2 separate regions of the Homo sapiens genome follow, and region 2 is linked to region 1. Evidence: read pairs that join two places in POLR2A ChIA-PET (ENCODE). Cell type or tissue: B cell. All regions are shown on one strand.

Region 1 (2,500 bases):
AGCAAGCATATGATCCTTTCTCATCACCACTTCCATGAAACAAAGACATTTTAGAACTGTTGACGATAGCAATGTTTTCTCGACAAAGAGATTACTTGTAAAGTAGTAAAGAACATTAGAAAAAGGAGCTATAGTCATATGGTCACTGTTCTTTGTGGTGCTATATAGGTGGTGTGTATATTATAAGAACTTTTGTGTCTTCCAATAATGTTTTTTGGTTTTTGGTTTTTTGGTTTTTTTTTTTTTTTTTTTGAGATGGAGTCTCGCTCTGTTGCCAGTCTGGAGTGCAAGGGCACGATTTCGGCTCACGGCAACCTTCACCTCCCAGGTTCAAGCGATTTTCCTGCCTCAGCCTCCAGAGTAGCTGGGACTACAGGCACACACCACCACGCCCAGCTAATTTTTACTGTTAGTAGAGACGAGGTTTCACCATGTTAGCCAGGATGGTCTCGATCCCTTGACCTCGTGATCTACCCACCTCAGCCTCCCAAAGTGTTGGGATTACAGGCGTGAGCCACCGCGCCTGGCCCCAATAATGTTTTAAACGAGTAAAATGAAGTTTGTCACTTCTGCATGCTTACAAGCTTAAACATCAAAAGAATTGGCCAGGTGTGGTGGCTCACACCTGTAATCCCAGAACTTTAGGAGACGAAGTTGGGAGGATCACTTGAGTCTGGGAGTCCAAGACCAGCCTGGGCAACAAAGCAAAATCTGTCTCTACAAAAGATTTATTTTTTAATTTTTTTTTTTTAATTATTAAGAATCCAAAGAGTTTATACATTTAGGTGGGAAAGGTAACCCTTGGGAAGCCCTGGGCTAGCCTCTCGGCTTGCTCATGATTCAAGTAGCAAAAAGAAGTAGTGGACTCAGGACAGAATTTTGACGTGGGAGCCCCATTTCAAGCTCTGAGGTCTGAAATGCCAAGTTTAAGCCTCTTGGCCTCATTGTGACTCGATTTCCCTTTCTGTGAAATGAGAAGATAATCCCAGTATTAGGGTACTATCCGAGTACCTTCAGGCTTTTTAGGAAGAACTCTAGTGAGTAAGCTCTCTGGCTGTAGAGGGGACCGTGATGCACAGTAAAAAGAACCCCATCTTGTCACTGGAGGGATATAGGCAGCCGCCCAATGGGAGCTCCCATACTGTAGAGATGGCACTCTTGCTTTGGTGGGACTAGTACAGATGTATTTTTTATGTCCCATTTCTTATGTTGCCTATTTTTTGGAGACATATTTGTTTGTTAACTCTTTGAGTTTCATAAAGAAAACATTAATACAAATTTTATTGAGTGGTAGGTTAGCTCCAATATCCTCAAAATAGATTGAGCATTTTAGAATTCACCTTAATGTTACCTGGAATGCAAAAAGATTTGCCTAAAACGTTTAGCTCCTCATTTTGTTACTGGCTTCATTCTGATTTTGGAAACAACAGAAAGTAAAGTGGAACTGGGGTTTTGGGTCTATTAGATTCTCCAATTTAATCTCGCCCATCTATTCCTGATATTAATAAACTCTTTCTAATATCAGTTGGCCATGGTTGTCATTCTGGTAAATACCTCCCTGGAACCGGACTGAATAAAATTCATGAGACTTGCTGGTCACAGCTGGAGATTGGTTCAGTGGTTTGGGTTTTTTTTTCTACCAAAGTGAAAATAGAATTATTGTTATTATTGTTTTCTAGTTTTAAAATGACTAAAAGTACAAAGGAAAAATGGAAAAGTCAATTTAAATCCTACTGCTGAGAGAAATAACATTTTGGTGAGCAACTCTCCAGATCACTCTCAGAATGTGCATATTATACTTCCATGTGCCATTGTTAGAAAACAAGAGTGTACTTTCTCATTGTGGACAACTCTATGTCCATAAATAATGACACCATTAATTATAGTGACAGTATATAATATTCCATTAAACAGCTGTGCTATTATCCATTTATGCATTTCCCAATTATTATTCATTTAGGTTTTTTTATATTGCTTACTATCATTTAAAAATTGCAGTAAACATTCTTTTACATCCAGATTTCCAAATTTGTCTAATTATCTCCCAGGTTATATAGCCATATCTTGAGGATATTGTAGACATGGTTCCAGACCATTGCAATAAAGTAAATATTGCAATAAAGTGAAATACATTTTTTGGTTTCCCAGTGCATATAAAAGTTATGTTGGCCGGGCGCGGTGGCTCACGCCTGTAATCCCAGCACTTTGGGAGGCCGAGGTGGGCGGATCACAAGGTCAGGAGATCGAGACTATCCTGGCTAACAGGGTGAAACCCCGTCTCTACTAAATAAATACAAAAAAATTAGCCGGGTGCAGTGGCGGGCGCCTGTGGTCCCAGCTACTCCGGAGGCTGAGGCGGGAGAATGGCGTGAACCCAGGAGGCGGAGCTTGCAGTGAGCCGAGGTTGTGTCACTGCACCCCAACCTGGGCGACAGAGCGAGACTCCGTCTCAAAAAAAAAAAAAAAAAAAAAGTTATGTTTACACTCTACTCTATTAAAA
Region 2 (2,500 bases), 440 kb after region 1:
GTTCCATTACCCCTCAAAAACTCCCTCATACTATCCCTTTGCATTCATACTTTCTCCATCTCTAGTCCCTGACATCCACTGATCTGTTCTCTATCATTGCAATTTTGTCTTTCCCAGAATGTCATACAAATGGAATCATATTGTATGTTTGATTTCACGCAGTATATGCCTTTGATATTTAACCATGTTGTTGCATGTATCAATAGTTCATTCCTTTTTATTGATAAATAGTATTTCACTGTGTGCTTATACAATAGTTTATCCATTTTCCTGTTGAAGGGCATTGGATTATTTCTAGCTTTGGGCCATTATGAATAAAGTTTCAATAAACACTCATGTACAGGTTTTTGTGTGAACACAAGTTCTTATTTCTCTTTTTTTTTTTTTTTCGAGTCTCGCTCTGTCGCCCAGGCTGGAATGCAGTGGCACAATCTTGGCTCACTTGCAAGCTCCGCCTCCCAGGTTCACGCCATTCTCCTGCCTCAACCTCCCGAGTAGCTGGGACTACAGGTGCCCACCACCACGCCCAGCTAATTTTGTTTTTGTATTTTTAGTAGAGATGGGGTTTCATCGTGTTAGCCAGGATGGTCTCGATCTCCTGACCTCGGGATCCGCCCACCTCGGCCTCCCAAAGTGCTGGGATTACAGGCGTGAGCCACTGCACCTGGCCAAATTCTCATTTCTCTAGGGTAAATAACTAGGAGTGAGATTTCTGGGTGATATGGTAACTGCATGTTGAAATTAATACAAAACTGCCAAATCATTTTCCAGAGTGGCTATACTATTTTGCATTTCCAACAACAACATATGAGAGTTTCCACTAGCTCCACATCCTCACCAGCACTTAACAGTATTACTGTTTTTTTGTTTTAGTCATTCTAATAGGTATGTGGTAGTCTCACACTGTGGTTTTAGTTTGCATTCCTCTAATGGCTAATGATGTTGAACATCTTTTCATATGCTTATTTTCCATCTGCATATACTTTTTGGTGAAGTGTCTATTCAAACCTTTTGCCTATTTTTTAGTTGGGTCATTTAGTTGGTCATTTTCTTACTGTTGAGTTTTGAGAGTTCTTTACATATTCTGGATATATAAAGTTCCTTTGTTGCTTATGTGACGTGCAAATATCTTCTCATGTCTGTACCTTATCTTTTAACTCTCCAAGCAAAGGATCTTTCACACAGCAAAAGTTTTTCATTTTAATGAAGTCTAATTTATCAGTTTTACCTTTTGTGGGTCATGCTTTTGGTGTCACAGCTCAGAAATCTTTGCCTAACCCCAGGTCATTAAGATTTTTTGTTACCTTCTGAAAGTGTTATATTTTTCATGGTCTGTTGTTAGGTGCATAAATGTATATAACTGTTCTATCTTCTTGCTATATTGAGCATTTTATTAATATATAATGTCCTTGTCTCTTGTAACCTTTTTTTTTTTTTTTTTTTTTTGAGACGGAGTCTTGCTCTGGCACCAGGCTGGAGTGCAGTGGCGCGGTCTCTGCTCACTGCAACCCCCACCTCCTGGGTTAAAGCGATTCTCCGGCCTCAGCCTCCTCAGTAGCTGGGATTACAGGCATGCGCCACCACACCCAGCTAATTGTTCTATTTTTAGTAGAGACGGGGTTTCACCATGTTGGCCAGGATGGTCTCGATCTCCTGACCTCGTGATCCACCCACCTCAGCCTCCCAAAGTGCTGGGATTACAGGCATGAGCCACCGTGCCTGGCCAGTTGTAACCTTTTTTGATTTAAAGTCTATTTTGTCTAATATTAGTATAGCCATTCCTGCTCTCTTTTGGTTACTATTTGCATGAAATATCTTTTTCTGTCCTTGTACTTTCAATCTGTTTGTGTCTTTAGATCTAAAGTCAGTCTTTTGTAGGCAACATATAGTTGGATCAGGTTTTTTGTTTATCCATTCTGCCAATCACTGTCTTTTGATTGGGGCACTTAATTAACATTTAAAGTAACTACTGATGAGAAGGGACTTAATTCTGTCATTCTGTTATTCGTTTTCTAGATGCCTTAGAGTTGTATTGTTCCTCATTTTTCTATACTACTATCTTATTTTGTGTTACTTGATTTTCCATAGTGAAACATTTAAATTCCTTTCTCATTTTCTTTGGTACATTTTCTTTCTATACTACAACTACAGTAGTCCTTCCTTTATCCACACAGGATATGTTTCAAGACCCCCAGTAGATGCTGGAAACCAGGGATAGTACTGAACCCTGCATGTACTATGACATTTTTTTTCCTTCAGAATTTCATGGATAAAAGTTTCATTCATACTATAGATCCTAGCAATATAAGCATATGATTCTTCTTCCTTGTTGAGAATTTTCACCTTTTCACTTGAAGCAGTTTACTGCTTTGTTCTCTCCAAATTGCCAGCATCACTACTCTTGCATTTTGGGGCCATTATTAAGTAAAATAAAGATTCCTTGAACACAGGTGCTGTGATACCACAGCAGTCAATTAGATAACCGAGATGGCTACCAAGT

What was found. ChIA-PET counts read pairs that join two places held together with the same protein. Peaks named below come from ENCODE experiments on the same cell type or tissue, not always from the same donor. Only the 100,000 strongest peaks of a DNase experiment are listed, where the experiment ranks them.
Region 2: POLR2A ChIA-PET joins it to region 1 with 6 read pairs; 15 of 35 experiments call an interaction of 5 or more read pairs at or near these places.

Annotation. Positions count from the first base shown.
Region 1 is chr14:68,353,984-68,356,483 of GRCh38, forward strand. All of the region lies in intron 8 of RAD51B (RAD51 paralog B), which reads left to right. Among named protein-coding and RNA genes, the nearest start is that of RAD51B-AS1, 330 kb to the right of the region's middle. In B cell, no CTCF peak of the experiment used is centred here; no DNase peak of the experiment used is centred here.
Region 2 is chr14:68,797,969-68,800,468 of GRCh38, forward strand. No RefSeq gene overlaps it. Among named protein-coding and RNA genes, the nearest start is that of ZFP36L1, 6.2 kb to the left of the region's middle. In B cell, no CTCF peak of the experiment used is centred here; no DNase peak of the experiment used is centred here; H3K27ac peaks cover 1,749 bases.